3 separate regions of the Mus musculus genome follow, and all the other regions are linked to region 1. A link is a loop called in an ENCODE intact Hi-C map of the cell type or tissue named here. Cell type or tissue: heart. All regions are shown on one strand.

The links. Hi-C counts contacts between places; a loop is a spot of excess contacts. Peaks named below come from ENCODE experiments on the same cell type or tissue, not always from the same donor. Only the 100,000 strongest peaks of a DNase experiment are listed, where the experiment ranks them.
Region 2: it touches region 1 in a loop (2.0-fold over the local background); 13 of 42 quality-filtered maps call a loop at or near these places.
Region 3: it touches region 1 in a loop (3-fold over the local background); 4 of 42 quality-filtered maps call a loop at or near these places.

Annotation. Positions count from the first base shown.
Region 1 is chr4:53,436,781-53,444,780 of GRCm38, reverse strand. Slc44a1 (solute carrier family 44, member 1) reads right to left here and starts at 4,365. Exons shown (of 16, transcript NM_001374697.1): 1 at 4,065-4,365. The coding sequence starts at 4,097. In heart, a CTCF peak has its summit at 4,632; DNase peaks (open chromatin) are centred at 3,540, 4,500 and 7,220; H3K4me3 peaks cover 3,308 bases; H3K27ac peaks cover 2,709 bases.
Region 2 is chr4:53,380,789-53,388,788 of GRCm38, reverse strand. The region is part of intron 2 of Gm12496 (a long non-coding RNA gene); the gene reads left to right. Among named protein-coding and RNA genes, the nearest start is that of Gm12496, 19 kb to the left of the region's middle. In heart, a CTCF peak has its summit at 3,953 (motif pointing left); DNase peaks (open chromatin) are centred at 2,248 and 3,748; H3K4me3 peaks cover 276 bases.
Region 3 is chr4:53,107,360-53,115,359 of GRCm38, reverse strand. Abca1 (ATP-binding cassette, sub-family A (ABC1), member 1) reads left to right here. Exons shown (of 50, transcript NM_013454.3): 6 at 6,075-6,196. Among named protein-coding and RNA genes, the nearest start is that of Abca1, 49 kb to the left of the region's middle. In heart, a CTCF peak has its summit at 4,819 (motif pointing left); DNase peaks (open chromatin) are centred at 3,269 and 6,979.

The DNA of each region.
Region 1 (8,000 bases):
TACTGAATTTGTAGCAATCCTTCAGCCTTCTGAGTGCTTAGATTATAGGCCTGGCCACCAACACAGCTTGCCTTACATATTTCTGGCATGATCTTTTATGCTTCTAAATGAAGTTTACTTCCCAGATCATGTTTTTAATTGAACAATTTAGTCTCTGTCAGTGATTCCACTAATCCTTCAATTTCATTTCTATCACCTGACTTCAAATTCTACAAAGCAGGTGAGAATACAGCATTAGGAAAGTATTATAAGACAAATAGTAATGAGTAAATATTCCCAATTGTTTTTAAGGCAGCATGGCTAAGCAATTAGGATATGGCAGTTAAAAATGTCACCCTCAGTTTGAAGGGCTTGGGACAAGACAGTGCCCAAGAGTCTTCTAAATTGAGGCTCACAACAGGTAGTCTCTTCCACTAGAAAGTCTGTGCACCTCTCTCTCTCTCTTCCTCTCCCTCCCCCACCCCTCTCTCTAGCTCTTTCCAATTCTGAGGTTAGGAGGAGGACACAGAACCTCAAAAGCTTGAGAAACCTCCTCGCCTCTAAAGCACTGCAGTGGAAAATAATGATCTAGCCATTAAGGACAAAGACATACAGCAATTTGCTAAGTAATCTTTCACAAACCCCCTTCATTTACACTGGTTTGTCAATGGGAAAGAACATTTAATAAATCTGAAGATTTACAAGGGAACTTTGAAGTTTAGCATTACAAGAATAGAAATTATGTATAGCAGGTTATAGCAGAAGAAACTAATTATGGACAGATGGGGAGAAATTTTAACACTCTTAGGTAGGATTAATGTTGTAAAAAGAAACTCCAGATCATCTTACTTTGATACCCCCTTCAAGCAGACTTTTAGGCATCATATACTGGGTTTGTTTTGAGCCATTTCCAACAATGTGTAACTACTGACTATTATTTAAGCCAGAGAAAAATCGCCCTAAGAGTTCTGTAAGTGCCCATGGAACCAGACACTTTTCCTAAATGTATGTGTCTAATACCATACAGATTATTTTGCAAATAATTTGCTTCCTTGGCAGTAAAATACCTGCACAGAATATGATGTTTTAATTTTAATTCTCAAAGTGGAATAATTATTTTGGTGGGGAATTACGATACCTAGTCATGGCCAAGGGAAAAAATAGTATCTGGACTACAAAGGATCAAAGTCCAGAAGACCATAAACTCTTTTATGAGCATCTGCAACGCAGTAAAAGACTAGGAGGGAAAACTACACTTCAACACCCAGCTCTAGAACAAAAATAAAGTGTACTTTACATACACTGATAAAGTCTAGCTTCAAAGTTCCTGGTGATACCTCTGAGTATATCGTATTTTGATTGACTCTACAGGGTATCATCAGAGCTTGCACGCAAGTCTTTTAAGATGCTATAGCACTGCACTGACTAAAATAAATACCCACACTGAGCAAGGTGTCAGGAGCAAAGGAGGCAAGCTGCTCCGTTTTACAAACCAGTGGTGCTACTGACAGAACAGGAATAAATGTGGTCTCCCACAGTAAATTTTAACTTTACAAAGTTGAGGTTTGAGTTCAGAAAAGGATAGTCTGGTGAACTTAGACTATCAAACCGTGGAAAGTGCGAGACACAGATCAGGGCTGGGGGGGGGGGCTTCACAATCAGTGACTTGCTAGCCAAATGTTTAAATTTACGTATGCACTCCATTCAATAACCGCAGCTGAGCAGCTCTGCAGCATACAGTGAGGCATTGCATAAATGGAAAGCTGAGGGAGGGGGGAAAAAGGCAAATTCTACACTCAAGAACCTCACAGCTCAGTAGAAAGCAGAATCAAACATATTCTGCCTGAAAAGACACTCCTGACCCTGAAGATTAGCTCAGTAATGTGCAGCGTTGCATCTAGAGAACATTTAAAGTTGCATCCCTATTTTATTTCAACACAACACACATAAATACAAGAGCATTCTAGATGCCTGATGCTTCTGAGATGAGTGTTGAAGACATCAGGGGATCGAGAACACTTCAGAAATGAAAATGATGGGAAAAAAAAATCTAAAATAAGAAAAAAAAAAATGATGGCAAGCCCTGTACCTAAAAACCTGCCTGGACGCTCCACTGAATACTTCAAGTCCCCAACACTGAACTAAAGCATGTTGACAAACTGCTGATTGGTTACAGAAATCCACAGGGGGAGAAAAGCACACCCCCAGGTGCATGACAGGAGTCTTGTCTGTGTCACATGGCGTGCAGAAAGCAGTGGCTGGGAGAAGGGGAAAGGGAGAGAGGAAGCGGTCTGCATGGAGGGAGACAAGCCCGTGACCCACTGCCCATTTAAAGTGGCCTCCTGAGGCAGAACCCATCCCTCCCACACTATCCTTCACACATTGAACAAGCCATCCATAAACTATCAATACCTTGCTGTCTTAAAGGCATTTCACCACCAAATGAGCATGCACAGTAACCCGATTCTGAAAAGAAAGGGAATGTGAAAGACACTTTTTGATGAAAACTCTATGTAAACAACTATTAGATGAGCAATGCCCAACTGATAGATGCACCCCCTGCCTAAATCCCCAACTAAATCCCCAAAGGTATGTGTTTTTCTACACCTCTATATGCTAATAGAAAGCCGTGATCCAGCCTTCCTTAACACCAGGCACATGGTTTTCCTTTGCTATCCTAACTGAATAAGGTTTCACTAACTAAACCAGCCAGCCTAAGAACTGGACAAACAGGATCAATGCTCAATAAAGCCATAAATGTCCTCCACTCATCTCCAATCCTAGTTGTTTCTGTGACAGATCTCAGATTTTTCAGAGCAAGTATGCAGGTTATTTAAACCTGAGTTATATATAGTCACTTAGCACCAAGCACTTCTGTGTCACAGATGCTACATCTCTAGAGGAATTTTTTTCCCCAAAAAACTAGCATTTTTTTTTCTTCGCCAAGAACCAACCAGCCTTTATTTCTAGAAGCAAGCGCATACTTCTCCCCATCACCACCACCAAACAAACAAATCACAGACTACTGTTAAATTCTACGCTAATGAAACTGTGGAGAAACATCCCAGGCGTTGTCAGAGCCTATTTTTCATACACCACCACCAGACAGTTTGATGCAGTATTCCTGATTGCTTTTTATCGTATTTGTAAATACACTCACTAATCCACTAAATTAGATAATTTACAAACAGGTCCTCTCAGTTATTAGTGGCCAGCAGTCAAGTTCTATTACATCTGATCCTTACACAGTTGTCCAAACATTTCCACCCAGGTTAAAGGCTCTGATCGGAAAGAGAAGGCGGCTAGCGAAATTTGGATGGGGGCAGGGTGGCAGCTGAGAGAAATCTCTGCATCTCAGCCCTCAGCGACAACATCCAGCCAGTGCCCACAGAAAAACTAAATTCGGCACCTCTTCCTCCTGTTACACTGGCAACAAAGAGGGAGTTTCCGTAACGCTCCCGTCACCCACCAGGTGCCCAATCTCCTTCCCAGCCCAGTCCCCCCGCTCCCGCAGGGGCCTCGGTGCGCCGAGAGGCCGCGGTGCTCAGGGTCAAGGCACAGAGGGGGGATGGGATGGGGAACGAGCGGGTGGGATCTGTGAAATGGGCCCTGGAAGGGCACCGGGACCCAGTGAAGCACCTGATCCCGGCCAAGGGGGCCCGCAGACCAGGGGAAATGGGCAGCTTATTAAATGGATCCGAAACTAGAATAAGGTGGAAGAGAGGTGAAGAGCCCAAGCTGGGGTACACCTTCTGGGGACACGGAAAACAGTCTGTGGGTGGCGGGGGGGCTCGGCGGAGGTGGAGAGCAGGCTGGCGGGCCCCAAGGAGAGGGAAGCGTATGCCTCCCCGGGGCAGAGCGGGCGCCCGGGGCGCCTCTACCTGCAGACGGGCGGGACGGGCTGCTCAGGTGCGAAAGCGGGGGAGGGAGCGCAGCGGGCATTGGGGGACCAGGCACGAAGCGCCGAGGTCGGCGGGGACCGGAGGGGCGCAGGGCACGGCAGGGGAGCGAAGGGCACGGCTCGGCAGGCGCTCACAGCGCGGGGTGGCATCCGGGCGGGCGGCCGGGAGGCGGGAGCCCCTCACCTGCGCGGCGGAGGCGGAGCTGCAGCAGCCCATGGCGGGGCCGGAGGAGCCCGGAGGCGGCGCCGGGCGCGCAGCTACGCCCCGGAGCCCCTCGGCATGCGAGCCGGCGGGCGCCCGGGGAGGGCGCGGCCTGGCCCCGCACGACTCGGCAGCGACGGCGGCGACGGCGACAGCGGCAAGAACTCAGGAGGCTGCGCGGTCCGGGGCAGGCGCCGGCCACATCCCCCGGCGGCGGCAGCGGCGGCGGCGGCGGCTGCGCGGCTCCGGCTCCGCTCCTGCTGCTGCAGCTGCTCCCCAGCGGAAAGGGGCGGGCGGCGGCGGCAGCCCCTCCCCCTGGCCCCCGCCTCCCACCACCCGCTCCCAGTCCCGCTCCCGCTCCCTCTCCCGGGCTGCAGCCGCCTCCTCCTCGGCGCCGCGCGCGTCTCCCATCAGACTCCCCGCCCCCAGTGCAGCGCCGCGCGGCGCGGACGGCGGGGACGACGGCAGCCCAGAACGAGGCCGGGCCCTTGGGCGCGCGCAGGAGTCTGCGCGGCGCCGGGCCCATTTCGCGGTGGCACCGAGGCCGAGCTCTGCCTCGGGGCGGCGAGAGGGCGTCTGAGGCCGAGGCGCCCGTGGACCCGGCGGGCTCGCAGAGGGAAGGCGGCCGACTTGCTTCTGTACGCGCGAGGCACGGGGAGGTCACCGGGGGTCGCTCCTTCTCCCGGGTGGGAGCGCCTCTGAGGTCACTGACCCGGAGCTTTTTTTAGGGCTCTGGCGGCTGTTTATGTTACCCAGAAGAGAGAGTATTTGCAAAACCTCCCATGGAGAAGGAATGGGTGATGGAAGTGGAAAAATATCATCTGTTGCTCCTGGCCCCATTTTGCTGATGTGGACACTAAGCCTTGAAGGAGGCCGACGACAGTGAGAGCACCCAACTGGAAATTGTAGTAAAAGAGCCAGAAATGGGAGGGGAAGGTAGTACTCCAGGCCCTCAAGTCAAAGCCATGTTGGTTCTTCACTAAACTTTCTTACACATGGTAGCGCGGGCACACACATAAACACACGCACCAATTCATCTTTAAAATATTTACCGAGGCACTCACTATATTACAGTCTAGAAATTTATGGCACTAAGATTAAACAGGCGATAAAAGGCAAAGTTGCTACTCTCTTATTAAAAAAAACGAAACCTGTATTAATATGCGTTGGGGGTAGCAACAAGTTAGACATGCACAACCTTTAAGAAATTTCCAATGTTAGGGAAGTCATTACAGATACAGTGAAGCGAGAGCAGTTTAAAAATGGCGAGAGTAAACAAGGTCATGATTAACTATCACCGAAACGCGCATGTATCTAACACTCATATAAACATTCCGGTCTTGTTTCATATTGTCAAGGTGTTGCAAAGACTGGGATCAAAAGGTTTGCAAAGATACCAGAGTGAGACCCCAGAAATGCTGACTTGTCCATAAAAGGCAGATTTCAAGGTGACTCAAACTCAAAGGGGAAGTTGACTAGAGGAGCAAGGAAAGGAGAAATCTAAACAAGAGGGTGGGGAATGGGTGTGGGTGGGAGGGGTATGGAATGGAGACAAACTCACACACAGAAAATTCCCTAGTTGGTGTTTTGCATTACCATTTCCTGGATGGCTTGTTCCTCCAAACCTCATGATCCTCTGTGAAGTCCTGATAGCAGGGATGGCTGCAAAGTGTAAGATTAAATAATGTGGGTAGGCAGTGGACAGGTCAGTGAATAAGCACTCAACAACAACTTCTTCAGATCCTTGACTTTTCTGCAGTTTGACCTGAGGCTCTTTCCTAGGCACAGGATGAGTGACTTCCAAGGCTTCTTTCCCTACGGGTAACCACTGGGTCATTAGCTGGAAATGAAGAAATAAAGCATTAATTGCTGTGGGTCCCAATTCTGTTCATAAACTCCACAGTAAGATTGTAAACTCCCTGAGAACAAGGGGAAGTATTCTCTTCTTTATATCTCCCTGGGCTCTCTGGGGTGTTTGTTGAATTATTCAATACAGCCAGGAATAAAAATCCCTCCCATGAGATTTTTCCCTCAAAGCCAGAAAAGGACATCTTGTTTTTAACTGAGGGAGGATGCTGAAATTACAGTCTTAAACAAGAAGCCATCTGTCTTCCTTCTTTATAATCAAGGAAAGAGGAGTTGTCTCTCTTAGCAAGTCAAGATGGGAGCTTTTCTCTCCGATTATAAAAATCTCTCTGGCTAGCACAGTTGTTCCATGTAGTAGCTAGTGCTTATTTTATCACTGGAACTGTAGAAGTGGCTGGATCTGTAGCTGGCCTTGTCAGTGCTTCACCAAAGCGTGGGGTGTTTGGTTGTTTGTTTGGCTGTTTGTTTTGAAGATCTCTTCCGTGCCTTGGATGGTGGATGGATAGATAGCCCAGTCCGAGCACAGTCACATCGCACGTACTTGCTCCTCACTGGAGGGTTCCCTTTCAGGAGTAGAACCAGGCCTTCTGAGGTTCTGCACGGTGTTTCATAAACACACTAATTATGTATGCATATGAACGTGATGCTGTAAAATTACACCCTTTCATTAGCTGGAGAGAAACTGAGAATCTCTAAGTCGATATTCTGTCCCTTTGAACAACAAGTCTCTTTCCCACAGCCATGGTGCCCAGAGAAGCCTCCTGGACACAGTGATTTAGGAGGAAGCCAGAGTGAGGCTCACGCCTGAGCAGTGCTGAGTTCAGTCTCCCAAACCTGGGGGGGGGGGGGCGGGGGGCGGGGGGGGATGTAATTTAGAGGGAGGCTTTACTGTTCTGTGCTTTTCCCTCTTTCTCATAAACCAGCACACACAGCATTCAGCGGAATTAAATTACAGTAAATTCAGAAAGGAGAAAACTGTTTGTTTGGTTTTTTTACCCGAGCCAGAGCTCAGGGCTTGGATCTCACTACCTTGAGGTGTCCTGAGGGAAAAGCCCTCTTAAAGGGTATAAGGTTTTTTCAAAACCAAGGAGGTTTGTTTTTTGTTTTTTTTTTTTTTTTTGAGTTACATAAGAACAACGTCTGCACTAACCAGGATAAAATTATAAGGCCTATCAATCTTGATGCTGCAGGGTAAAATCAGATCACCAGCTGAGCCAGCCGGAAATGCTTCCCAATAGTCTAGTATTGCATAATTGGCCGTGTGAATTCCAGGGTTTCCAGCCTCAGAAGGCTCAGCGCTGGTCACTCACTGAAGGGAAATACAGAACTTATGGTCTTTCCAGTGATTTCAGTAAAGCCTGACTCATTGTTCACATGAGGTCAGGCTTGAGGTGGAGGAGGGGAAGATGTCATAAATATAAACGAATCTATATGTGAGTGGTGTGTGTGTGTGTGTGTGTGTGTGTGCCCGATCAACCCTCTAATTTAAAAACCCTGGCATTTGGTGCGTTGGCTGTGTTACGTTCTAACATACTGTGTTCACAGCTCTATCCCACAGGCACACAATCCCTTCAGCTGAGCCCCAGCTTCCAGGTCTGCCTCACCAACCTCCCTAAGAGCATTCATAGATTACCCCTGGGAAATACTCCTGAATCAAAAACTAATTGTAACCGAAGGCTGTAGCTGTTCATTCATTACCGGAGAGCCAAGAGCAGATTCTATTTGAGACCTCAGCAATGCATTTCAGGTTCCCAGGTAAGTTTAAGAGTGAGAGACCTGTGAAAGCTCTCTCCTGAATTTGAACACATACTCAGAGAATTTGAACACATATCCTTGTTCTGGAGAGTCTAGAGATTGCGAATTCCTTCGCTCCATAACTCTACCTATCCACATTTCTAAGTTTATGTTTTTCCAGTGTTACTGTATAACTCTGTGTTAATTAGGGTTTTACTGCTATGAACAGACACCATGACCAAGGCAACTCTCATAAGGATGACATTTGATTAGGGCAGGCTTACAAGTTTAGAGGTTCAGTCCATTATCATCAAAGCA
Region 2 (8,000 bases), 56 kb after region 1:
GGAATAACAAAAAACCGAGGATAGCAAAAACTCTTCTCAAGGATAAAAGAACCTCTGGTGGAATCACCATGCCTGACCTAAAGCTTTACTACAGAGCAATTGTGATAAAAACTGCATGGTACTGGTATAGAGACAGACAAGTGGACCAATGGAATAGAATTGAAGACCCAGAAATGAACCCACACACCTATGGTCACTTGATCTTCGACAAGGGAGCCAAAACCATCCAGTGGAAGAAAGACAGCATTTTCAACAATTGGTGCTGGCACAACTGGTTGTTATCATGTAGAAGAATGCGAATCGATCCATACTTATCTCCTTGTACTAAGGTCAAATCTAAGTGGATCAAGGAACTTCACATAAAACCAGAGACACTGAAACTTATAGAGGAGAAAGTGGGGAAAAGCCTTGAAGATATGGGCACAGGGGAAAAATTCCTGAACAGAACAGCAATGGCTTGTGCTGTAAGATCGAGAATTGACAAATGGGACCTAATGAAACTCCAAAGTTTCTGCAAGGCAAAAGACACTGTCTATAAGACAAAAAGACCACCAACAGACTGGGAAAGGATCTTTACCTATCCTAAATCAGATAGGGGACTAATATCCAACATATATAAAGAACTCAAGAAGGTGGACCTCAGAAAATCAAATAACCCCCTTAAAAAATGGGGCTCAGAACTGAACAAAGAATTCTCACCTGAGGAATACCGAATGGCAGAGAAGCACCTGAAAAAATGTTCAACATCCTTAATCATCAGGGAAATGCAAATCAAAACAACCCTGAGATTCCACCTCACACCAGTGAGAATGGCTAAGATCAAAAATTCAGGTGACAGCAGATGCTGGCGAGGATGTGGAGAAAGAGGAACACTCCTCCATTGTTGGTGGGATTGCAGGCTTGTACAACCACTCTGGAAATCAGTCTGGCGGTTCCTCAGAAAATTGGACATAGTACTACCGGAGGATCCAGCAATACCTCTCCTGGGCATATATCCAGAAGAAGCCCCAACTGGTAAGAAGGACACATGCTCCACTATGTTCATAGCAGCCTTATTTATAATAGCCAGAAACTGGAAAGAACCCAGATGCCCCTCAACAGAGGAATGGATACAGAAAATGTGGTACATCTACACAATGGAGTACTACTCAGCTATTAAAAAGAATGAATTTATGAAATTCCTAGCCAAATGGATGGACCTGGAGAGCATCATCCTGAGTGAGGTAACACAATCACAAAGGAACTCACACAATATGTACTCACTGATAAGTGGATACTAGCCCAAAACCTAGGATACCCACGATATAAGATACAATTTCCTAAACACATGAAACTCAAGAAAAATGAAGACTGAAGTGTGGACACTATGCCCCTCCTTAGAAGTGGGAACAAAACACCCATGGAAGGAGTTACAGAAACAAAGTTTGGAGCTGAGATGAAAGGATGGACCATGTAGAGACTGCCATATCCAGGGATCCACCCCATAATCAGCATCCAAACGCTGACACCATTGCATATACTAGCAAGATTTTATCGAAAGGACCCAGATGTAGCTGTCTCTTGTGAGACTATGCCGGGGCCTAGCAAACACAGAAGTGGATGCTCACAGTCAGCTAATGGATGGATCACAGGGCTCCCAATGGAGGAGCTAGAGAAAGTACCCAAGGAGCTAAAGGGATCTGCAACCCTATAGGTGGAACAACATTATGAACTAACCAGTACCCCTGAGCTCTTGACTCTAGCTGCATATGTATCAAAAGATGGCCTAGTCGGCCATCACTGGAAAGAGAGGCCCATTGGACACGCAGACTTTGTGTGCCCCGGTACAGGGGAACGCCAGGGCCAAAGGGGGGGAGTGGGTGGGTAGGGGAGTGGGGGTGGGTGGGTAAGGGGGACTTTTGGTATAGCATTGGAAATGTAAATGAGCTAAATCCCTAATAAAAAATGGAAAAAAAAAAAAAAAAAAAAAAAAAAAAAAAAAAAAAAAAAAGAAAGAGCGTCGCCATCTTTATCTGTGTGGCCAGTCTTGGATAGAAAAGGATAGCATCTAGAGAAAAATAGCAGCTAAATTAAGGGAGAGATCAAGCCCGTCCAACTGAGAGAACATGGTGATTTGGAAGCAAAGCAGAAAGTGTTAGATTCACTTAATGAATTTTAAATGTTTGCTCTGAGCTGGCGTGTGGCCTAGACTGCGCTGTTGGCTCACGAACGCTTGGTTGCCAAATGGAAACACAGAGATAAAGGCGAGACAGAAAAAAAGTCAGGTCTGATAGGAAGGTAAGGGGTGCAGCCACAATCCACGGAGAGGAAGTAATGGGTAGCTATCAGTGAGTGACTTGGTGGCTGCCCTGGGACTCTTCCTCTTTTTATGGAGTCATGTCCCAGTTGTGGCCACCAGAGTGAATGAGTGAAGACGTATACCAGTTTTACACTAAATGTGCCTGGAGGGTTTATGGTCCATGGGAAGCCAGCTGGTGGCACAGAAGCAAGCAGGCAACGAAATGTTTCAGAGTTACCCAAAAGTAATAAGCCTTTCCCCACAAAGTTTCTAGTAGGTTATTTTTTTTTCACTGTAATATCTTCTTCACTCTCTGCCCGAATTAGCATCTACTTCCTATGGAAGATTAACAGCCATGTCCTGTAAGTGGGACTGTCACCAAGAAGGGTGGAAAGAGAATCCTCTCTTCCTTTTCTCCGAGGGACCCATTTACAAGCTGCTCTCCATGTGGCTGCTTGGCACCTTGGGTCCCAATGAGTCAGGAGAGATGCGTGGATTCTTCTGACATCCTGGAGCCAAGCATACAGTAAGCATACTCCTTCCCCAACTGGGACCTTCAGAACCACAGTCTTAAATACCAGACAGGAGAGGAGTATGGCTTCCAGACTCCTTAAACAAGTGGTCAGAAAGGTCCCCCATGATGAGGGAGCACGGACCTACCTTCAGCTGCCTCTACTCTTTAAAACAAAATATAACATGCTAGAGACTAAGAAGAGGCAGATGGGCTGCACGGGTCTCAGGCTGTATGCTGGAATAGACTGGAATAGAGCCACTAAGTCCAGTTTTGCTTAAGTGGATTGCTTTAGTTGAAGGCAGAGGAGGGGCGGCTGCCTTTGATGCTCTCAAGTTCCACGGTGTTCATTTCCTACAAGAGTACCTTAGGCAGGACAAGAAAGAGTAGCCTTGAGGGGTCCAGGACAGAGTAGAGACATTCTAGTGTCACAAGTTTTTGTTTTGCTTAATCATTATCAGGAAATAAAACTACACTGATGAATCCAACGCTCTTTCGCACTGTGTGACAATACTATTTTGTCACAGAAAATTAAATTGCCTCCTCTTCTCTCTCTCCTTCCTTCCCTTCTTCCCTTCTCCTCCCTCCCCTTCCCTCCCCTTTCCCTTCCTTTCCTCCTCTTTCCCCTTTTTTTCTTCTCATAGTGGGTTGGGTGTTGAACTCAGAACCTGGCACATGCTATCATTTAGTTGTGTTCTCTAGCAAATAAAATTTTCTCTCAGCTCACATTTCTGGAACTCTTGGGGGAGAGTTTGTAAACACAGCAAACCCCCAATTTAGCTGATCTCCTACAGTCTTCAGTAGCACTTGGACCCCGTCCTTTTGTTTTTCTTGACTGAAGTAGCTGGCACCGTTGAGTTGGCTAGCCATGCCTACGGTTCCCTGTGGAATGACAGTTTCCTGGGTCACTCCTTCCAGGCAGCCACACCCACGCATGCTCACTGAATGCAATTGTGCAAGCCCTGAACTTCTGACCTACATAGCTATTAGCTATGGGGGGGAGGGGGTGTCTTTTCAAGGCATACAGTGCAACAACAGAAAATGGGCACATTCGCGAGTCTTCCTCCTTTATTTCTCTGAAGCAACCAGAGAAAACCCATCGCTCAACTGTGGCTCTAGTGAACTGTGTCCCAGAAAGGAGCACCCATACTGCCCTCTGCTGTTTGCTTTTGATAAGACAGGTACTTGTGAGTGAACCACCTTTTCTGAGATGTGGGCAAGTAGAAGTTGTGGAAATATTGATGCCAACCTGGTATAGGAGTCTCTTTTCTTTGGAAGTAAACAAACATTCAACACAACAGTCCTACGTCCAAAACTCTTAGTGACAGGGAGAAATGAGCACACACAGCAAGGCATATGAGTGACAGGAAAAGGAACAGGGACCACCAGGGAAGATCGCTGATTGGAGACCAGCACCTTCCACTGCCCAGTTTATTTTTCACCCAGGCTTGCTGGGAGCTCAGAAGTATTGTACAGAAACCAGCTCTCTGTTAGCTCTAGGGCCCATGACTGAAGCCTGGAAGCCTGGAAGCTTGGAGAAGGTCCTGGTGAAGAGAAAGCTTGTTTCAGTTTCCATAGAAAATTATCTTCAATACCCCCCCAGTCCCCCCGTCCCCCCCCCTGCCGCGGTGAGCATAGACCCACATGTACCCCACACAAGGCTTAAAGGTTTCTGTGAGCCAGGCAAGCTCAACCGCGTCTTTACAGCCTTGTCTTTCATCTTTACAACTCTGCCTTCCGTCTTTACAGCCCTGCCTTCTGACTTCATAGGCCCAGCACCTCAGAGACTAGCAGGGCCTGAAGAGCTATATTTTGGGGGAATTATTGAGATTATGTTTATTGATCCAGTTTCATGCTGGACCAGGACAACATATGTTCACTTGACAGTTTTTTAATATTCATTCAGAAGTCAAGCAGGAGGGACCAGGCACTTTTGAATGTCCTCCTCATGACAACCTTGTGAGGTAGACCCCAATATTACCTATCACATGACAGAGACTAAGAAACAGGAAATAGTTTGTCTGATTGTAGAATTGGAATTTGAGTCAAACTTACAATTTATAAATGGCTTCCTTTCTTCCTTCCTTCCTTCCTTCCTTCCTTCCTTCCTTCCTTCCTTCCTTCCTTCCTTCCTTCTTCCCTCCCTCCCTCCCTCCCTCCCTCCTTCCCTCGCTCCCTTCCTTTGTTCTTCTTCTCTCTGTCTATGTCTCTCTCTCTGCTGTGCTGGAGATCAGCTCAGGGCTTAGTTTGCTCTATACCAGAGTTCATTGAACAACCCCCTGACCCTTCTTTTATTGAGACAAAACCTCACTGTGTATCCTACAGGATAGGTGTCAGGCTGGAAACCCCAGAGTGTTGGTATGACATGGAGTTCAAAGCTGAAGGTCGACTGCTGGCTTTAAAAGACGAGGGTTTGTTTCCCTTGACCTTCACATTATGGAGGGCAATCTGTTTTACTCAAAGTTCACTGATTTCATTGTTCATCTCACCCAAAAACACCCTCACAGGAACAGCCAGAATATCATTTGCTCAAATGTTTTGGGTCCAGCAAGCTGATACATTAAAAATTAACATTTAATTAAAATTAAAAAATCACAGATGATAAAATTGACTCTGAGTCCTTAAATAATGAGATATCTGGGGCTGGAAAGATGACTCAACATTTATGAGCACTGGCTGCTCTTCTAGAGATTCTGAGTTCAGTTCCCAGTAATCGCACGATGGCTCACGTAATTCTCCGTAACTCCAGTCCCAGGGGATCTGACACCTGCTTTGCTGGGTACCCGACATGCACACGGTGCACAGACAAACATGTAGGCAACACACACATTCACCTAAAAGAACATGAAAAAAAAAAAAAGACTGGGATGCTTCTAGATATTTAAAGAAAGGAAAATTGGCCATTTGTGATGGTGCGTGTCTTTAATCCCAGCACCCAAGGCAGAGGCAGGCAGATCTCTGTGAGTTAGAGGTCAACCTGGTCTACAAAGTGAGTTCAGGACAGCCAGGGCTAGTTACGCTGAGAAACCCTGAAGACACAGGGGAGGGAGGAACTTCAGTGAGTAGACAATTACTGGGTTACATATACAGCTTGGTTAAATACACAACATAGTCCTGCAGGGTAGCCTTTGGGATTGTCTTGTCAGAAATCATTTACTTCACTACTATAAGGAACATCAAGATAACAAGTGATGACATTGGTTCTGTGCTTGAAGCTCGTAGAAGGTACCTACCTCTCCATTGAGAATTAAATAACTCTCAGGCCTTGTGAGTCTCCTAGTTTAGTTGTTCTGCATAGTTTCTCTTACCACCTTGCACCCAGCGCCTCTCCTATGTAATTACAAGAAAGCATTTTGCCATGCTGGACTGGCCTGGGGACATTCTCCACACTCCACTCTGCTCCATCCTTCCTGGGAGGCAAATGACCCAGGCCTCTTTACCCAAGTAGCCAGGGAAAAAAAGGAAGCTCATGCAGGGACATCAGAATAGATGTAGCTGAAAGCATTCTGAAACCTCAGCCCGCCCCGCCCCCACCTTTCATACTCAAAGCATCACTTTGCCTTACAGCGATCTATGTGATATTAAAGCTGACCTGCTCACAGTAGCACCACTTTCTTTGATGGTGGAATAGAATGAGGCATGGTAAAGTACACAGAGAGAGAGCAAAATAGCCTATCTGCCACCCACAGTTCAGCCTCATATAAGAGTGCTCATTTATCTGAGTACCAAGGACCAGTCTGTCCCTTGCAAAACTTTGCGTTCTCCACCACATCTGGCACCAGGCCTGGTGTATCTGGAGCCGAAGAAACTGCAGCTGCATGATTGGCAGGGGTCATTATGGGCTGGAGATTTTGTTAGAAATGGGAGCATACAGTAGAAAACAGTTTGAGACGGCTATTCCAATGTCTTGCTATTTCCCAGGCCATTCTTTGAAACAGCGTCTCCAGGACATGGTACCCTGGAAGAAGCAGCTCTCAAAAGCACACAAAAACCCCTTTATTTAAAAAAAAAAAGTGACCCAGATGGCAGTACCAAATAATAACAATTATGGTGATACATATTTATCACGTATTCTGAGGCCAGACAATGTCTGGGTTTAGATTATAAATTGGCTCATTATCAGGAAAAAGATATTTATTGAAACACAGCAATGATCAATGGGCTCATTACCCTCTTATGGCGGCCAAGAAGTCCTGAGACACAGCCTGTCGCAAAAACGAGGCAGTTATTTGTGCCGGCGCTATCTGGTGCCCAGTTTTTTCCCACAGGGTTGATTTGTTCTGAGAAGAGGAACAGGGACAAGAATCGGACTTCAGGGTCTTGATCTGATCATCTGGAAAATAGAGCTAATTGAGGTGTTCCCCTGGGGGGCTAGCTTTATCAATGTCTCAGCGAGGCAATGGCCTGTTATTTAAATATGAGCCCACATGCCCCTTTCCCTTCTTTTAGCGAATGTTTAGTATACGTGGCAGTGTTTTCATTACAGTGTTCCACGCAGGTGCATGATGGATTTTGGTCGTCTCAACCCCATTACCCACTCTAGCTTTCTCTTGTTCCCATCTATTTTCATTGACTGTTGAGTGTGTGAACCAAAGAATGTTACATCTTAGGGTTACTTACAGGAATGCTTTCCAGTAGTTACAGCACTGAAGAAAACATTTTTTTCTTCCTCAGAGTGCTGTAATTTTCTTTTTTAAATTCTAGCTGTTTTTTTTTTTGTTTTGTTTTGTTTTGGTTTTTGTTACATTACGGCTTTTTAAAGGAAGCGCTTGCCTAGATTCAGCTCACTGCTTCTCTGATTCCTTATTCAGAAATCTTTTTTTAAAAAACTTGTCTGTGACTCTTGAGACATTTTAAATAGTATTTAGCATAGAATACGCAGGAAGACCCAAATACCTGCCAGGCCGCAACTAGCCAAAGAGGAGACCACTATGAACAATGGTTTACACAATAAGCCGCCACTGAAGGGGCTCCAGGAGCACACGTGTAGGGAGGCCTTAGGAGGAACATAGCAGGTGCTTTGGGAGTGACACAAATCTAGGGCTGGAGAGTTACCCCAGCAGTTAAGAGTGTTGGTATTCTTGCAGAGGGTCCAGACCCAGCTCCTAACCCACACTGGGGAGTCTATCCCATAATCAACCACCAAACACAGACACTATTGCATATGCCAGCAAGATTTTGCTGAAGGGACCCTGATATAGCTGTCTCCTG
Region 3 (8,000 bases), 330 kb after region 1:
TGTGTGTATTGTGTGTACTCGTTTTAGAGGGCAGACATCAGTATTGAATTTAGGATCTCTCACTGAACAAGGAGCTCACTGATTTGGATACACCAACTGGCCAGCAAGCCTTGAGCCTTTGTCCATCTCCCCAGCACTGAGGGCATGGATGGTTCATGACTTTTGACCTTGATGTTGGGGGTGAATACTCAGTTCCTTGCGCTTGCCCAGTAGGTGTTTTATTGAGTGAGCCATCTTCCTAGCTCCAGTCTCTTGTTCATACTCTTAATCATTGCATTCTACATCAACTTATGAATGTTACTATTTCCATATTCTTTTAAAAACATTATTACACTTTATTTTGTATGTGTGTGAGGTGGGCTGGGTGTGAAGGGACAGGACAGCTTGTGGAAGTCATCCCACGTGTGTCTCATGGACTGAGATTGGGGTGCCAGGCTTGGTGGCAGGTACTGTTCTTGCTAAACCTTCTTGTTGGCCCCAACTCCATTTGATGTCTAAGAAACTGAGGTTAAGAGAGAACAAAGAAAGGGGCCAAGTGAGGTTCATGGTCACACAGGCAGGAAGTGTTTGAGTTCAGCCTCTCTGATAAGAGTCTCTGGTGCTGGATCAATTGGATCTGTGTTCCTCTCAGAAACATGGAAAAGAGTTTTTCAGAGAACTTTTTCCCCAACCACACATTCCACAGATAATAAAAACCAGGTCCCCGTCAATTCATTTGGTTAGGGTTAACTGAGTGACTGTCTTTCCCACGAAGCGTTCTTTGTCTTACCTAGAATAACTTGTCTGTTACTGGTCATCTACTTGTGTCTAGTCTCACAGTTTCCAGAAGATATGATCCTTTCATTGATGCTCTATAAAATTTTAGGTTTATTTATTTTTATTTTTCCCTGTGTCTCCATATTCCTTTCTCCTCTCTCTCTTTCTTTTTTGCAGTACTGGGGATTGAACCTGGGGCTTCTACATGTTAGAAAAACACTCTACCCTTGACCTATATCCCTACCTGTCTCCCCACCCACATATTTTGGTGAGATGAGTTGTTGAGTTGCTGAAGCTGGCTTTGTACTGTAATCCTCCTGCCTCAGAGCCCCAGATAGCTGGGATATAACAGGCCTGTGCTACTAGGCCTGGCTTTTATTAATTTTTTTCATGAAGTTCTGAATAGGCACTTGAGTGAGCTTTGACCTTTCCTTTACCTTGTAGCAGGTAGAAAAATAAAAGCAAAATAGTTTTATCTCACTCAGACAAATCTATAATACATTCATAAATATATGTGCCCACACATGTGCACACTCAGACACATCTTATGGGGCCACGAGTTTGGCATCTCAGTGTTCTTGTCAAAGTCACCTCTCTCTTACTATCTATTTTGAACACAGCAGCTCAGCTGATGAGAGAAGCTGTCCTTGGACATGATCAGATTAGAAGATCTGTATGGAGCATGTAACTCGGCACGGGAATTCCCATGGCTGGCATGTACCTTTCTCATGTAAGGCTCACAGTAGGTCCAGAAAGGTGGATGCTCTTGTCATTTCCTTTGGGTTTGTTTTCTTACTTATTTACTTTTTCTTTCTGGTACTGGGAATGGAACTCAGAACTTCATGCCTGCTGGGTAAGTTCACAAACCACTGAGACATACCCACAGCCTTTCTCTCACTACGTTGCCTGGAACTCATATTGTGGACCAAGGAGACCTTGACTTTGTGATCCTCCTGTTTCAGCCTCCCGAATAGCTGGGGTTACAAGTGTGGACCACTGCATCAAGCTCTGTGTCATCATCTCATTAACTCAGCTTCCCTCTGCTTTATTCCTGCTGTGCTTCCAGCTGTTGTTTACCTGATGCGGCTTGTCACTTGGGGCATGAAACCAAGTAGGCGGCTTAGGGATACCGTAGCCATCTTGACCCAGTCTGCTTCACATTCGTGTCCTGATTGGTCTGTCCCCTTCCTACTGCCAGATGAATTTACCTCTTCAAAATTGGTCATTTCTCAGGTCATATCAGCTCATTTTACATTCATGCATTTGTATTCATCTATCCATCATCCATCTGTGCATCCATCCATCCATCCATCCACCCACCCACCCATCTATCTACCCATCCATCCATCCATCCACCCATCCATCCATCTACCCATCCATCCATCCATCCATCATTCATCCATCTAGCCATCCATCCATCCATCCATCCACCTACCCAGCCATCTGTCCAGCCAGCCAGCTATCCATCCATCTATCCATCCATCCATCCATCCATCCATCCATCCATCCATCCATCCAGTGGCTTCACCCAAGATTACTAGCTGTATCAGTCATCTGGCTTGGTTCATTCTTTGCACTCTCCTACACAGCTAGCTGCATACAGAAGACAGAAACCAGCAAGGACAAAGCCATTGTGGTCTGTCTTCATATCACTTCTTTTTTCTTTCCCCCCTTTCCTCTCCTATACCTCAAATCTGTGATAACCAAGAAAATCCCTAGAGGGAAGATCTGTGTTCTTATTTTTTCCTGCACATTGCTCTATAGTGCAGTAAGACTGCCATTTTAGTGACAATTAATATATTACCATTTAATAAACATTTGTCCCTAGCCAGTTGCTAATTGCTCAAGTGTATGAATACGTCTCTTATCCCCAGGACTTTAAGGTATAGTGGCATCTTATGGCCACACAGCTAATTTATAGCAAGAAACAGCATTACATTTTGGGCTTTATGGTCCTAAACTTCTTTTTGCCTGCATAGTTTTGTTTTGAGGCTTGGACTTCCTGTGTAAGCACGGGTGTGGAACTTACTCCGTAGCCCAGGCTGGCCTCTAATTTGCAGTTTACTGCCTCTGCCTCCTGACTACTGACATTACAGATATGCACCACCACATCAAACTTGGTTAGATTTTTTTTTCTTTTTTTAATTCTCAAGACCCAATTCTTGTCCTTCACAGTTCTGGTTCATTGTGCTGGGGGGTGTGGCCTGGGCTTTGGGATTTTTTAAAATTCCCAAGTGGGCCTAGCAGCCTCCAAGGTTAAGAGCCATCATACCACACACCTTTGTCTTCCTGTGTGTGTATGTACTGCAGCTGTCAGCGGTGATAGGACAGCAGCAGATAATGTGTGCATATCCACGTGACCAGACTGCAAGTTGTTTGTAGCCAAGGCTCTATGGCCTTCCTGCATCATCCCCACCCAGCATCTGCCACATTATGTTCATGCACTGCCAAGGGCTGTTGGCTGTTTAACCAGCTTCTTTGGTTTCTGTGTCTCATCCAGAGGATAGGCAGTTGGTGTTTGATCACATCCAGCTGTTTATCTGCAGCGTCTGTTGACATAACGGAAGCATCATATAAACATGCTAAGTACATTTGCTGGTCTCCAGAGTGTTGCTGGGTGACCTAGGTCCTTTCAGAGTGCAGTCTGGGTCAAACCTCCCACACTTCTGCTGCCCTGAAGGAAGGAGCTGTTCTGAAGTTCCTACGTAGGATGCTGTGTACTGCTGTGGCTTTGCTCAGGAGGAATTTGTGTTCAACTGGCTGATCTGAGTGTTAGGTCATAGATTTATTCTGTTCTATCAAGGTTCACAGAGCTCTCTTTTGATCCTCATTTTTATAGGTAAGGCCATGGAAGTTTAAGTAGGTCAAATAAACTTAGAAATACATGGATACAGAGCCCAGAATTTGGTTTCCCAGTATGAGGTGTGTGTGTGTGTGTGTGTGTGTGTGTGTAGAGCATTGCTCATATTGAAAAAAGTGCTCTATTGAATGATCTATTCTCCACCTCTTCTTTTGAGATTTATGTACATACACAAACTTAAGTATTGTGTGTTTGTGTGTGTGTGTATACATACACACATACATAACTAATTTATAAGCATGCCTGCCTTTTCACCTCAAGCTTTGGCTGAAGCCTCTCTGCCTGTCTTCCTTCCTTCTCCTTACCCCCCACCATGGGGATGCTGGGATGTTCTAGATGTTGTTGTCTTTGAAAAGACACTTGTGGTCAGGGTTCTTATTTCCTCCTGGGCTATAGCCTAGAGATTTGATGCTCTTGCCCTCCTTGGTCTCTTCCTGGACCCACTAATCTCAAAGATCCTTCTGAAGTCTTTCTGGTCACCTCATCTAGCATTCAGTCAGGTGTCATTGCTGGAGCAGTAATTTTGTACCAGGCTTTGTTCCAGGTATTTGGAACACTAAGATAAAAGACCTATTCTGCATTTTTATAAGTTAGAGTTGAATGCAGGCTATACTTAAGTAAAATAACATTTCATAATATATGGCTTCCAGACCCGCTGTATTGGAAATGTGGAGGCTGCTTATTAAAATGGAGATTTGTGGGTGGTCTACCTTAGAACCCCTGGTTGTAATCTGAAGGAATAGACACCCAGAAACTAGTTTTTGTGTGCCTCTTAAGTGAATCTTAGGTGTTCTGTGGGTATGGCAACTCAAAGAATTGAGTTCAGTGGTAGCAGTGTGGGGTCTTGTACGATGGAAACACCAGGCAGATGACAGATGGCTGAGTGCTGATTTCAAGGAGGGACATTGACAGGCCTCAGATCAGCTGTGGCATAGTATGAGGAACCCTAGGATAAAACTATAGATGAGTTGAGGAGAATCACTGTTTTATCAGCTCCGTTCAAAATTACTGAAGTTTGCTCCATGCTGAAGATGCCTGGGTCATTTGTATCTATTAAGAATCTGCTTGGACTGTTTGTCTCTACGAAGGGAGACCCTTTTAGATCCCAAGAGAAACGGTTTCATCAGTGCACACTGCAGTCTTGTTTTCAGATGGAACCCCTCTTCGGGTAATTGATTTGAGTTTGTAAAGTTTGCCCTCTAGTGGTCAGCCACTTGGTCCCAGATGAGCTTGGTTTTGTTTTTGTTTTGGGGGGGTGGTGGTGTTGGTTTGTTTTAATTTCAAAAAAGAATTCGGGTTATTAGAAGTTTAAAGGGGTAAGGAAGAAGAAAGATGAAATAGTCAATAAAATAAGGCAGGAAAATGGTTGGTGTTTCAGGCAGGCACCACTCAGCATCTGCTCAGAATCCTCTTGCTTTACAGATGATGGGGCCCAAGGCTCAGAAAGGTGCTAAAGAAATGAAATTCAAGTGGTACTATCATACCTAGCCTCCAGCCAGAGACTGACGTTCTGAATTCTTGGCCAGTGCTCTTTTCTATTTCATGCCACTGGAGTGAAGCCTTTTTTCGATGTACTCGGAGAGCTTATTGTTTAATGGGAGTTGGTACTTGGAGAGCTTATTGTTTAATGGGAGTCGGAATGAAAGCCTTTAGCAGTCACTGCATTTAGTAAAGCAAAGGGTGGGATTTCAAACATACGTTTACATATTTTTCTCAGTGTTTGGAGGAACTGGACTTTATAGTTCTGAAATCCCAGGTTTTGTTCTGAAACCAAGAAGAGACCATGTCTATTTAAACACCTCGATATGCTCACAGGACTCCCCTGTGATTCTTGGAAGTGTGGTCCCAGGCAGGCAACATCAGCACCACCTGGGAGCTTGTTAGACATGCAGCTGCTGCAGCCAGAGCTGGCAGAAGCAGATGCTCTGAGACTGCTGTCCAGCCGGCTAGCTGAGGCAACCCATCAAGCGATTCTGGTTCACAGAAATGTTAGCGAGCCATTGCCTGCTGATCTGGGAGATTAGCCCCTGTGGCTTGTGGAAATAAGGCACTCAGTATTTTCAGTGCTAGCTACGTGAGGCGGCACTGAGGAGTCAGGAGCAGCAGGGCTCATGTCACAAACCTCAGGTAGGATGGATGAGATCATTTAAAAGGGTTGGTTTTTCAATTGGCAACAAGGAAAGACCATGTGTGTAACAACACCACTGTGCTGTTGGACTGTGGGAGCCCACACTGAGTGTGGCTCAACATGTCATCAGAAAGCAATCTTTTCATGTCTCTGCCAGCGAGACGGAGCTCCTGAAACTCACTTCTCGGTGTATGTAAGCCAGAAGCCTGTGGTCACCCATCCGTTTAAAATGAAGCAATCAATATTCTATTCTCCACCTTCCCCATAGCGGTTGAGTCTTTTTTTTTTTTTTTGAGTTATTAACTGTAAACAAACACAATTTTCCAATAGATTTGAAGCTCCAGGATTTTCTGGTGGACAATGAAACATTCTCTGGATTCCTGCAGCACAATTTGTCCCTTCCAAGATCTACTGTGGACAGCCTGCTGCAGGCGAATGTTGGTCTCCAGAAGGTAAGCTACTACCTTCAGCTAAATCAGTGGGGCCTCACTATTACCCTGTTGGGGGCCCTGGAAAGAAAGAAAGAAAAACCCTGGCCTTTGAAAAAGCTGTGAAGGAAATGGTCAGGCTTCAGAAGTTTAGTTTCATCTCATTTGACTCGTGACTCTGGTTGTCACAGACGAACCCTACAGTGAGTGGGGTGTGTCACCCAGCATCAGGGCCAGTATGCTGAAAGGAAGTTGATTTCTGTGTCTGTCCTTTGGCATTGTAATGACTCCCCCCTAAAGGGGTTATATTTTCTGTTAAGGTGAATTAAGAAGCTTTTTTTTTTTTTAAATGTTGTTCTGAAATAAGAGCCAGAGACGTAGATTCTTAAACTGGAATCTATCACAAAAGATTAAATGAAGCACTTACTGCTTTTTAAAGACAGGGAAGCTGCATAAAGAGACTTCTGATCAACTTTTAAGTGTATGTAATATTAGTGTTTACATAGGCTTTGCATCTTAGGGTCCTAGAGAACTTCTTCGCCATCATTTATTTTTGTACCACTCCTGGGCAGAGTGCATGGCTATATGTTGTTCCCCCGAAAGCTTTTTCTTCACTTTATTCTCTGGCAGAAAGGAGAATTGACCCCATGTACAGCCTTTCGGCTCTATACTGGCTTGACTTTACAGTAAGCAGAAGTCATGGGCGGGGCTGATGATTGAAGAGGGCTTTGCTTCACATGGCTGAAAATTTTCCAAGTTAGAAAAAAGAAAATGTGCTTACTGCATGCTCTTATGAAACTGGGAAAATATGTCTTGTGTTTACCAATTGTGTGGCTGGGAGGTGGGCCAGAGGCAGCAGACTTTCGAAATCATTTCATTTAGCATAATTTCCATTGCCCCCTGCCAATTTCATATCTGTTGCATGCCATCAGTTTAAACTAAGAGGCATCCAGGGAAGGTCTTTGCATGGTAATTTGAGTTTCAGTGTCTTAGGGGTTCTTCACCACAGCATGGTGACAAGGACTTATGGCAGGAGCAAGCTTGGAGTGTACTTGAGTATCTGGCAGTCAGTGACAGGCGAGTGGACGACATGGTGGCGCAGATTCCCTTCACTGTTTGCGAAACTGCATGGGAGTTGAGAGGCTTTGGTTTCGCCCCTTGCGATGCTCTACAGGTTTCTGTGACCAGAATGGACTGCGTTCAGTTAAGCTGATAGAGGGGTTGGTAATATTGTAATAAGCCATCCATTCAACAAATACTGTTCTAGGGTTATAGACACAGGTACGAGCCTTGTAAACCAAGGCAGCCCCATATTATTGCAGAGGTCTCTCTCTGCTGGACAGTGAGACTCAGGTATGAAAAAGCACTACTTATTTAAACCTAGGAAGGGTAGCTAGGTAGGAGCGTATGGCCAAAGAGAGTTTCCTGGGGTTTGCTATGAAGAACAGGTGAGGATGACGTAGAAGTACTTTACAGTTGAGTTGATAGAGGCCCACTTTTCCGTATTCTTCTTGGGGGCAAGTAAAACAAAACACTCACAATTGTGATGTTCCTTAAACATAGCTTTATGCATTTGTCAAGTATCTAAACCTACAGATTCACGGTATAATTGTTTCCATGAGGCAGCCTAATTTCAGCGTCCAATATCAATACATTTCTGGAAGAGTTAGCATAACCTTCCTCTCATAGTTCCAGGGGTTTAGACTCTGGGTTTCCATTAGCTGAGTCATGTGTTCCAGTCGCGTTGAGAAAAAGACTTGCCTTAAGGATTTCCCGGTGCTATTGGGACAAGAGAGTGGGATGCATTGAGTCAGCATGCAGTGTTGGA